Linked DNA regions of Homo sapiens: all the other regions are linked to region 1. A link is a loop called in an ENCODE intact Hi-C map of the cell type or tissue named here. Cell type or tissue: endothelial cell of umbilical vein. All regions are shown on one strand.

The links. Peaks named below come from ENCODE experiments on the same cell type or tissue, not always from the same donor. Only the 100,000 strongest peaks of a DNase experiment are listed, where the experiment ranks them.
Region 2: it touches region 1 in a loop (7-fold over the local background); 1 of 110 quality-filtered maps calls a loop at or near these places.
Region 3: a loop joins it to region 1, with 11 times the contacts of the local background. A loop is called at or near these places in 1 of 110 quality-filtered maps.

What each region holds. Positions count from the first base shown.
Region 1 is chr1:39,130,857-39,134,856 of GRCh38, forward strand. It overlaps a transcript of MACF1 not described here. Among named protein-coding and RNA genes, the nearest start is that of MACF1, 72 kb to the right of the region's middle. RefSeq lists enhancers at 2,261-2,555, 3,041-3,808. In endothelial cell of umbilical vein, a CTCF peak has its summit at 2,425; DNase peaks (open chromatin) are centred at 1,795 and 2,275; H3K27ac peaks cover 3,887 bases.
Region 2 is chr1:39,316,900-39,320,899 of GRCh38, forward strand. MACF1 (microtubule actin crosslinking factor 1) reads left to right here. Exons shown (of 101, transcript NM_001394062.1): 29 at 315-508; 30 at 1,554-1,716; 31 at 2,765-2,848. Among named protein-coding and RNA genes, the nearest start is that of MACF1, 110 kb to the left of the region's middle. In endothelial cell of umbilical vein, no CTCF peak of the experiment used is centred here; a DNase peak (open chromatin) is centred at 1,602; H3K27ac peaks cover 2,513 bases.
Region 3 is chr1:39,390,049-39,394,048 of GRCh38, forward strand. The region is part of intron 58 of MACF1 (microtubule actin crosslinking factor 1); the gene reads left to right. Among named protein-coding and RNA genes, the nearest start is that of BMP8A, 100 kb to the right of the region's middle. In endothelial cell of umbilical vein, no CTCF peak of the experiment used is centred here; DNase peaks (open chromatin) are centred at 2,193, 2,983 and 3,328; H3K27ac peaks cover 2,750 bases.

The DNA.
Region 1 (4,000 bases):
TCGAGATGGAGTTTGCTCTTGTTGCCCAAGGCTGGAGTGCAATGGTGTGATCTCGGCTCACTGCAACCTCCGCCTCCCGGGTTCAAGCAATTCTCCTGCCTCAGCCTCCCGAGGAGCTGGGATTACAGGCATTACAGACGTGTGCCACCATGCCTGGCTAATTTTTTGCATTTCCAGTAGAAACGGGGTTTCACCATGTTAGCCAGGCTGGTCTCTAACTCCTGACCTCAGGTGAACCACCCACCTCAGCCTCCCAAAGTGCTGGGATTACAGGTGTGAGCCACTGCGCCCGGCCTTTTTTTTTTTTTTTTTTTTTTTTTTTTAAGAGACAGAGTCTTGTTCTTTCACCCAGGCTGGGGTGCAGTGACATGATCATAACTCACTGTAACCTTGAACTCCTGGGCTAAAGCGATCCTCCTGCCTCCATCTCCTGAGTAAGCTAGGAATACAGGCACATGCCATCATGCCCAGCTCAGTTTTATTATTTTTTTTTTTTTTGTAGAGACAGGGTCTCACTATGTTGCCAAGGCTGGTCTTGAACTCCTGGCCTCAAGCTATCCTCCCACCTAAGCCTCCCAAAGTGTTGGATTATAGGTGTGAGACACCTTGTCCAGCACCTGTTTTTCCTTTTTGATGTCAGATCCCTCTGAATAACAAGTTATTTGCCTTTTTTTCCCTCCATAAGACTGTGAGCACCTTGAGAGCTGCGAGAACATCTCACTTATCTTTGTATCTCTGATGTTTAGGACAGTGTCCAGCTCAAAGTGTCTATAAATGTATGTTGCATTGAATAGTGGAGGGAAGCTTTAAATACATTTACTGCAGACAGATGTATGCTTAGCATATTTAATTGGGAGACATTATTAGAAAGTGGAGATGGATAAAGAAAGGAATTTTTGTGGATATGATATAGAGAATTTTTGTTTCCTAAGGATTTAAAATTTTTGTTTGTTTATTTATTTGTTTATTTTTTAGAGATGGGGTCTTGCAGTGTTGCCTAGGCTTGTCTTGAACTGCTGCCTTCAAGTGATCCTCCTGCCTCAGCCTCCTGAGTATGTGGAATTACAGGCATGAGCCACTGCACCCAACTTGCCTAACAATTTTTAGAGTAACAGTTATTTTGCGGTTCCTTTACGTGGAGAACCTTTAGAAGTGTTCCATCTGACTACCTTGGACAAGGCACTGTGACCTTCTTTGTAGCAGAGACTAAAGACACCTGCCCATTTCCCTCAAATGGAGGGATATCCCTCAGTAAAGGAAGGAGCTCAGAATTAGATTGGGGGTAGAGAAAGGAAGCATTGAGTCCCTCCTAGCCCTGCACTGTGGAAATGTAAAGCTATTATTATGATAATTGCTGTTGGCAAACAAGAAAATTCTCAGCCTCTGGTTTGTACCTACACCCAGTCACAACCTCAGGTTGGGTGGATGCAGACTTTAAATATTGGGGTCACCTGTAGCTGTTGGAAAAGGTCCCTGTGGTTTCTCTGGGTGTTGTGCAAGCATTACTTTTTTGGCTCTTTTCCCTGTATCCATCAGTAAAAAGTAGGAAGTTTGAGGAGCTGTGCTTTCGGTTGGCATTAGGCATTGGAGTGCCTTTATTTCCTACATTTAACTGGTAAATATCCAACACTCCATAACAGGATGGCCCTGCTTGGAAATTCTTACCTAGGGAGTGACTGAAGCCTAAGAGGAACTGCACAGCCCCCTGTATTGAAAACGGAGTAGTCATTTCCTAGAGCATGGCTTGGATCCTGATCAGCTGATTTCCTGTCTCTACAGGGATGTGATGTGATTCCTCCCCCTTCCTTCTGGAAGAAATGGATATTTTTTTTCATTTCCTGTTTGATAGCATATTTTCTGAGTACCAGGAGACACTTGATGACTATAAAACATTTGATGTGTGGGGGGTGGGAAGGAAGGAGGCTTTTGTTTTCAGCAGAATGGCTTTCATTTGAGGAATTCAAAGCACATACATGAACCCAAGCTGTTTTGTTCCCATGGGAGAGACACAGGCTCTAAGAAGATTGTTTCGAATCCCTTTCCTGGGCTGTGTCTACTTGACCTGCACTGGTAGAGCCCCTTCTCCCCCATAGGTTAGAAAAGCTCGGTCCCTCATGGAGCTCTGCATGCTGTGGATTCTGCTCTTGCCACATCCGCTACTCAGCCCTTTTTGTGCCTAAATCCGCTGGAGAGCAACTATTAGTCCCTGGGGGAAGTGACACCACCCTTGGAATGGAACCTGGCTGGATGCCCCTTGATCCCTGACTGAGTGACACAGACTGGGACAGGAATCTGGCTGTCCAGATTTCCTGTCCTCTGTCCTCACTAGCCGACTTGGCTGCTTCCACCCTGGGGCTGGGGGTATGGGGTGTGGTGGGAGCTGGTTGCTAACAAGCAGCGCCGCCTGTGGACCTGCACAGCCACTTGTTTTCCTAGCCAAGAGCTACCCGTCCAGTCTGGCCTGTTCCTGATCCATCTGGAGTGAGAGCAGAGACCTGGAAGAGAGATCAGTGGGGAGGCAGTCATTGTGATCCCTTTTGTTTGTAGTGAAGCTTTGCTTAGTGTTTGAGGGCCTGGGGTTTAATTTTGTAACAGACTCTTACTATAGTTGTGTGTGTTTAACTATAAGATTTTCTTTTCTTCTCTTTTCTCCTTCCTCGTCCTCCTCCTCATCCTTTCTCCTCCTCCTCCTCCTCCTTCTTCCTGTCTGTTTTTATTTTTCCCAACTTTATAAAGGTATAATTGATATATAAAAATTGTATATCTTTATGGTGTACAATGTGATGTTTTGATATATGTAAACATTGTGGAATGATTAAATCAAGCTAGTTAACATCTGTCACTTCACATAGTTTTGTGTGATGAGAATATTTAAGATTTACTACTTCCAGAATTTTCAAGTACGATACATTGTTTGCTGTACAATACATCTCCAGAACTTATTCATTTTTTCTAGAGTTGCTTTTTCTTAAATAAATTATTAGGTTTCTTCTTGACCTTGAAGAAGTCCAGAAAAATTCTTACAAAATAGGGAATTGCATGGTAGGTAGGTTATGAGAAGTTTCATTTTTGGGTTTTGTGAATACTACGAACAGCTTTTCCTAGTTTGCTAGGGATTTGCGTGGCCAGGTATTTGCTGCATTTAAAGTTCTTAGATATTATCATCAGAAGAACAGTCTTTTTTTTTTTTTTTTTTTTTTTTGAGATGGGGTCTCGCTCTGTCCGCCAGGCTAGAGTGCAGTGGCGGGATCTCAGCTCACTGCAAGCTCCGCCTCCCGGGTTCATGCCATTCTCTTGCCTCAGCCTCCCGAGTAGCTGGGACTACAGGCGCCCGCCACCACGCCCGGCTAATTTTTTTTTTTTGTATTTTTAGTAGAGACGGGGTTTCACTGTGTTAGCCAGGATGGTTTCGATCTCCTGACCTCGTGATCCGCCCACCTCGGCCTCCCAAAGTGCTGGGATTACAGGCATGAGCTACCGCACCCGGCCAGAAGAACAGTCTTAACAAGAATAAGTGGAATCAGGGAGCATGCCTCTAACATTTAACAGTACATTCTTCCTTTTACCTCTGTTGTTGACCATGTGCCTTCTTGCTCCAGGGGTTTTCAGTTTTCTTTTATTTTGTTGTATCAGATACATTTTCCCTCTAGGGTAGAAAGCAGCATCTTACAGTGGAAAGGAACCCTGGCTTTGGGTCTTACTGGCTCTGTGGTCTTAAACAGTCATGTAACCCCTTTCAACTGTGTGCTTTTCCTAATTCCCCATTTGTAAAATATTGGTGGTGATAACCATCTTGCAGGGTTTTTGTAAAGGTTAAATGAGTTAATATACGTAAAACACATTGGTTGGCACATAGTATGTAATTGTAGCTTGTTTTTTATTAGTAGGAGTCATAATAACAATACGCTTGATTTTTTTATGATAAAATACACTAATATAACATTTAGCATTTTAGCCATCTGTAAGGGTAAATATAGTGGCATCAAGTACATTCACTTGA
Region 2 (4,000 bases), 190 kb after region 1:
GATGAGAAAACCAACACTTACTCTGGCTAAATGACTTATTTTGGTTTCATATGTTATAAGTGGTGAAGCCAGGTTTCAAACACAAGTTCTATGCACATTTCTCTATAGAGTACTGCCTGTCCTTGGCATCCCAGTGTGTATCAGGAAAGCAGAGACCATGACATGTGGAGGCAGTCCTGGCACAAACATTCCAGGGCACAATCACATATACAATGTGGAAATAGCTGTAGACCGTGTCCTTGTTTCCCACCTTAGACTGACTCCTTTTTAGCATGGAAAGTATACAACCTGTTTCTGTACTTATGTTTCCACAGCACTGGCTTAGTGATGTGAAGGACAAGAATTCAGTGTTTTCAGTCCTGGATGAGGAAATTGCCAAGGCCAAGGTAGTGGCAGAGCAGATGAGTCGTCTGACACCAGAGCGAAATCTGGATTTGGAGCGCTATCAGGAAAAAGGCTCCCAGCTGCAGGAGCGTTGGCACCGAGTCATTGCCCAGCTCGAGATTCGGTGAGTGGTGGCCCCACCTTTTTCTCCTATTAGAGTTCAGGGACTAGGTCTTAAACAAAAACAGAGTTATATCTGTACATTTATATTTAAAGGTGGAAATGGATAGGGAGGGGTGGAAATTTAAAAACCACATAAATTCTGGACAAGTAAGTGACAGAAAGGTGAGACCGGCAATCTCAAAGCAGATGTAATGCCTCTCCTGTGTCCCAGGTCTTTTCTAGTTAAGCCACTGATGACAATGGCTTCCTGGAATGTAGACTTGAAAGGTCCCTGGTGATCTTTTCTCAAGGACAAAACCTATACTCTAGTTCTTGTTTTATTAGCTTTGTATCCAAATATGAGCCATTTTTTATGATGGAGCTTTACAGAATTTCTTGCTTTCATCTCATTTGCTAATTCAGTAATTTTTCATCTCTGTTACTAGAGGTCCTGCTTCTAATGACAGATGTAAATAGGAAGGACAGAAACTGCACCTTTTGGAGGCTAAGCTGGTTAGGGAAATTTGTAGGGAGAGGAGCTTAACAACTCATAAGTTTTCATTCTAATTGAAGTCTTATCACAAAGCTGGTTAGACTAGAGAAGTGATATGACTTATTGGAAGTAGCAGGAAATAATGACTATTTTTCACTTCTCTCCCCTCTCTCCTTGAGAAATTATAGTGATTCATAAATCATAGCTGTGCTGTACTGACAGGTACTCTGTCATCAGGGAATAGAACTGTACAGCCAATACTACCTTATTGGTCACCCTGGTAATTCTTGGCAACCTAGGTGAAAAATTTGACAAGGATTATTGTGGGATGCTAGACCACAAGGCAGCATCCAGGGCTAGCAGGTCACAACTGGTTTCTACTCACTTTTTTGACCATAGGGCACTGGTACATGCATAGGTCTCACTCAGCCTTGCATCGCTGTTCCCCGTAGATAAAGATGGATCGTTTGTGGTCAAGCCCAGCTGGATACATGGGTTAAAGAGGGAATTACCTCATTTACTTTATTGTATTTGTACCAAGGTATCTGATAGCAGTTTCCCTTTGTTCTTCTAGCCAATCTGAGCTAGAAAGTATCCAGGAAGTTCTGGGAGATTACCGAGCCTGCCATGGAACTCTCATCAAGTGGATTGAGGAAACCACTGCCCAGCAGGAAATGATGAAGCCAGGCCAGGCAGAGGATAGCAGAGTGCTTTCGGAGCAGCTCAGCCAGCAGACGGTGAGTGTGGTAGTAGCTCTGGCGAGAAGAGTTAGAAATTTAAATTTTCTTTATCATAAAAGAAAATGATGTACTGGCAATTAAAGCTTCCTCCAAATGGAAGATATCCAAATTCCCTTTTCTTTGAGTGGTTTGAGCAGGATCGTCCCAAGATACTGGTTTTGCATTTAGACTAGAGAACCTGTAAGGTACCTTCAGTTCTGAGTTTCTGTAACTGTATTGAAACCACTAGATGGACAGATTAAAATTATCTTTATTTTGTTTTTTTTTATATTACATTTTATTTTACTAGGATTAGATATGGGGTTTTGAAAACCAAGGGAAAATTGTAAGTAGAAGAAAATGATTCTTTTTTTTTTGAAAATGATTTATTTTAAGCATTTTTTTTTTGTTGGTATTTTGTTTTGTTTTGTTTTGTTTAGCATTATGGTTAAGAGTATGAGATCTGGAGTTGTATTGCCTGGATTCCAATTCTGGCTCACTTACCTACTATAAGCCTTTGAAGAAGTTATTTAGCTTCTCAGTGTTCTACTTCCTTATCAGTAAAATGGACATAGTTTGTTATTTATTTAACCTACCTTATGAGATTATCGTTGCTAGGATTAACTGAAGTGATACATGTAAAATACTTAGAATAGTGGTTCTCAAAGTGTGGACCCCAGACTAGCAGCATCCGTATCACCTGGGGACATGTTAGGAATGCAAGTTCTTGGGTTGGGCACAGTGGCTTCTGCCTGTAATTGCAGCACTTTGGGAGGCCGAGGCATGGGGATCACTTGAGGATAGGAATTTGAGACCAGCCTGGTTAAGAAAGCGAGAACTTGTTTCTACAAAAGATTAAAAAGACAAAAAAGTGCAAATTTGTGAACCCAAACCCACTGAACCAGAAACTCTGGAGGTGAGGCCCAGCAGTATGTGTTTTAACCACCCTTTCCAGCAATTCTGATGCAGCTAAGGTTTGGAAACTACTGCCTTAGAACATAGTAAATGTTCAGCTCTTTCAATGGTGGTAATGGCAATGATAATGTTGTGATATTTTGCTTCCTAGGCCCTATTTGCAGAAATTGAGAGAAATCAGACAAAACTGGATCAATGTCAAAAATTTTCCCAGCAGTACTCTACTATTGTAAAGGTAACTTTACCACATCCCAAAAAGAACATGAATCATCACCAGCTCAGGAAAACCTACATCTTCACTGTAGGTTCTGTTTCTAGACAAATTAAGCAGAGTTCTTATGCTACAAGCTGGCCTGATCCTTCAGTTAAGCAGATGTGTATTTCCTGCAACCCCATGTTTGGGGTTGCTTGGAGAAGTAGCAGACGTTGGCTGTGATTTGAGGAGTCTCCATTTGCGTGACCGTAGGCCCTTTAAACTTAACATGGCAAAAACAGAATGTTTGAGTTTTCTTCTTAAATATGCTTCTTACTTGTCTTTCCTATCTCAGGAAATAGTATGGCCATTTTTTTCTAATTGCTGAGGCAAAAAACCCAGGAGTCATCCTAAACTGTTCTCTTTGCCTTAAGCTTTATATTCTCCGTTGGCTCTTGTCTTCAAACATGTCCCACATCTGACTGCCTGCCGTTATCTCCCCTCTATTTCCCTAGTTCACATTCCAGTGAAGAATCTTCTTTAGACTACTACAGTACCCTCTGAGCTGGTCTCTTGCTTCTGCTCTGGCCCCCACAGGCTATTTTCCCACAGAGTAGCCAAAATCCCCTTTTTAGAACATATTGCATGTCACTGAATCTTAGACTCCATTGATTACAAGCTACACCATAATTTTCTGCATGCCAAAAAGAGGAAAAAAGAAGAAACTCTGCCAGTTATGTGACATGCCATTGATTCTAAAATATGTTCCAATTTGAAAGACTAAAATGTGGAGAAAATGTGTACCTTAGAATAGATGAAATACAGCAAATAAGATCATGTCACTCTCCTGCTCAAAACTGTCCAATGGCTTCATATCATAGTCGTAATAAAATTCTAAATTCTTACATGGTTTATAAGGCCGTGAATGATTTAGCTCTCCCCTATTTCTCTTAGAATATCTTTAAGGAAAAATGACTTGAGGCCAGGTGTGGTGGCTTATACCTGTAATCCCTGCACTTTAGGAGGCCAAGGCAAGAGGGTTACTTGATCCCAGAAGTTTGAGACCAGCCTGGGCAACATATCAAGATCCCATCTGTAAAAAAAAAAATTTTAAATTAGCTGGATGTAGTGGTGTGCACCTGTAGTCCCAGCTCCTCAAGAGGCTGAGGTAGGAGGCTCACTTGAGCCTGGGAC
Region 3 (4,000 bases), 260 kb after region 1:
GGGTTAGGAGCACATCTGTTGGATCTTGGTTCTCACTATATTAACCTGTTGCCCCTAGAGTTTTCCTTGTGGTAAATACGTAAAAGTCTCTCACTCTGCCACTGTACATGGAATAGATTTGGAAAGGATACTTTCAGCACTTTGTTTCCATCACTAGAGTTAATTATTCCTGCTTACACAGTTAACACTCCTGCCATTAAAGTAAAATTGTGATCTCAGAGACCCTGCTTGCCAGCGTTATTTATCTTAAAAACATGGATGCAGAGGTAATGTTGACACCAGCTCAGAGCCACGTAGTCCTAGAGACGTCACAGTTTTGTAGACAGGATCCAAGTGCAAAAATGTGGCTGTTTCAGAAGGGCCCCTCTAGGAGCTTGGGAGAAATTCAGCACTAAAGTGGGACATTGGCTGAAGGCCTTCTTACCATGTTTGGAGATAGTACAATTTTGAGCAAGAGGAGTCATCGTATTTGGGTTTCTTGAGGCACCCAGATAAGGAAAGGGTAGGTAGAGAAAACGTAAACCCGTGAAGCAGTGCATTCCTCTTAGAAACTTCCTTTCTAGTGGTAGTGTGGCCTTCCCTGTTTCAGCTTGCACATTTTTCTTTCCTCTTTTGTTATAAGTGTCTCAAAAGCAGAGACTTTCTTCTACAGGTATGCTTCAGTTATCCAATTTACTTGCATCCAGGCTATTTAGAATTAACCATCTAACCAACTCAATGAAATTTTTAGAAAACTGAAACTTATCCCTTTAGGCTCCAAAATAGTTTTGTTTTATCAGCCGGGTGCGGTGGCTCACGCCTGTAATCCCAGCACTTTGGGAGGCCGAGGCGGGTGGATCACGAGGTCAGGAGATCGAGACCATCCTGGCTAACACGGTGAAACCCTGTCTCTACTAAAAAAAAATACAAAAAATTAGCTGGGTATGGTGGCAGGCGCCTGTAGTCCCAGCTACTCGGGAGGCTGAGACAGGAGAATGGCATGAACCCAGGAGGTGGAGCTTGCAGTGAGCCAAGATGGCGCCACTGCACTCCAGCCTGGGTGACAGAGTGAGACTCCTTCTCAAAAAAAAAAAAACACACAAAATAGTTTCATCTAACCAGGTTCTGGTTTATATAGGAATTATTTTAAACTCAATTTGCCTAATTTTCTAAATATGTATTATGCATAAGTTTTTTTTAATGAGTGCAGGTTAACATTATTTAAATGGTTGTACTGTCTATACTATGGTGATATTCTCAAGGATGTGAGACACATTTGGAGCTGCTTTGTATTAAGTATTCCCAAATTACTGTGCACTTTGATTTCTATATTGAAGTTATTGTTTAGGGCCTCTATAGTATTATACTGGTTGGATTGGCTGTGCATGTGTGTGTGGAGAGGAGGAGGTAATTTTGGGATTTCTGCCCACCACCATGATATTGGTTATTATTTCCTACTGCTATCACTTTTCACTGCTGTCATTTGGTCTGTGTAGTCTATTCCTCCCTTCTAATCTTCACTGAGCTAGAAAATGAGATAAACAGGCCTGTTAAAATTGCATTAGATATGAGCTAAAATGTACAAAAGAGTCCACATGCAGGCATAAATAGTGTTTGGATTTGAGGACAAGTCATCTTTTCCTTTTCATTTAATCCTTGGTTTCTAGAGACATTCTGACTTTTGATGTTGCTGGAAGATTTCAAAAAATTACTGGGCATTACTTTATCTTATTTCTATCCTAGTATGTTGCCTAATAGTGCTCAGAGTTCAATAGCACTTAGTTGCTTGTCATAGCCAAATTCGTTTCACTGATTTCTAAAAATAAGCCTTCCACCTCAGATACTCTGGATGTGAAGGCTGGGACTGGACACTGATCGGCTGGGCTCTTGCAGAGTGTGTTCATCAACAGTGGACTGGTGTTGACAAGGCAAGCCTGGAAGAAGAGTGGGAGAAGGGAGAAGGGTGGTGGAGTGTCCTGTGTGTAGTCCATTGTCAAGTCAGTAGGTAGTTACCATAAAATGATCAGTATCCACCCTCAAGTTGGGGATGCAAATCAAAAGCCCTGTTCCACCTGTCCACCTTGTAGGGAAGTCAAAAGCTTTGGAAAGAGTTTTTGCCTTCTCCCAGCAAAAATCTTTGGTCAGGAGGGGAGGAGCATATTCTTGGCTGAACTCATGCTGAGCTCATCGGAAGTGAAAACAATGAGAGGAGAAAAATTCTGTGTGTCAGTTCCATAGTCCCCAGGAGGCCGCATAAAGGGAAGGTCTTTTTGGACCCATTCTGAGGACTGAGTCATTTTCATGATTTGAGTGTGGAGTTCCTGGGTTAATGTATTATAGTCCAGCCATAGATTAATCTTTCCTTACTCCAGCAGCAGACCAGATTTATAAAGTATGACTCTGTTTTCAGATTCAAATTATTTTTAATAAGGTAAAAACAAAGATGAAGATAAATATTTTTAAAAACAGCATTAGCTGTAAGTTTTCAGCTCTTTTTTTAATGGAATCATACTTTTAGCACAGAATCTGCACAAGAGAAGAGGATATGAATCTGGGAGACGGAAACTCTGCTTTAACCCAGCTAACTCCATGGGAGCTAGAATAGACAGATGAGTTAGGCCTGTGAAGAACCCCCCAGTCTTACTTGGGACTGTACAGTCTTGCTGATAGATCCATGGATCTGCAGTCTGTGGGGAAAATTATTTCTTCCTTAAATGAATGTGGAATACTAAAATACATTATTCCTAGGAAAGGCTTTCCCTCAGTTGCTTCTGAATGATTAGTAGGTCCTCACTGGCAGACCAGATTCTATCACATGGGAGTGGAAGAGAGTTCCTTTCCACTCAAACCAGGCAGAGATCTCAGGCTTCCTGAGTTAGGATCTTTACCAGGTTCAGCTCTCTGTTGGAAGTAGAAAGGAAGAAGCCATTCTAGAAATCACTAATGAGAGGATTGAGCTTGTTTTCAGAAAGCTGGAAAGAAAAGACTTTGGCAAATCTCTTCAGGAAATTCCGTTTTCCTGAACAAGGGAGTCTGGTTATTGAGGAAAAGGAATTGTATGTGTCTAACAGGAGGCTAACAAGAAAGGAAGGACGTTTTTATCACTGAAACTTGAGCCAAAGAATTCCCCTAGAGTGACCTTCCTGGGAAGGGTAAAAAAAAAAAAAAAATATATATATATATATATATATATATATGTTAAGTCTCTGATGATAACAAGAGATTTTCCTCATTTTGAAATTCCCTACGTAGGTTTTACTTGAACTGAGATCATTCTGAATCTTAAACCAACCCCTCCTTTGCCCCCTGCTCCCCGCAAGAACCATGTGACTTCTCACTCAGAAAGTATTTGATGGTTTGGGCATCATACTGGTGAGCATTATCAAGAAACCTGGATGCACCTTCATTCACTTGTTTTTCATATGTATTTATATTGTTGTGTATTTGGGTCATGCTTCAGACTTGGCATTCTACCTCTCAGTGATAAAATGAACAATGGGGCCAGGCACAGTGGCTCACACCTATAATCATAGCATTCTGGGAGGCTGATGTGGGCAGATCACTTGAGCCCAGGAGTTCGAGACCAGCCTGGGCAACAAAATGAGGCGGCCCTTCTATAAAAAATAAATAAATTAGCTAGGCATGACGGCACATGCTGTGGTCCCAGCTTACACAGGAGGCTGACGCAGGAGGATCACTTGATCCTAGGACGTTGACGCTGCAGTGAGCTGCGTCCATGCCACCGCAGTCCAGCGTGTAACAGAGTGAGACCCTGTCTCAAAAAAAAAAGAAAGAAAGACAGAGAGAGAGGGAGGGAGGGAGAGAGAGAGAGAGAGAGAAAGAAAGAGAGAAAGAAAAGAAAGGAAGGAAGGAAAGAAAAGAAAGAAAGAGAAAGAAAGAACGAACGAACGAACAATGGGAAAAATTGACTGACAGACCTCTTTAGGGTCTGCGAGTTTCTCATAGTGGTTCACTTCACCCAGTGGTGCATATAAAGCACCCAAACCAGTTGGTCTTTTCC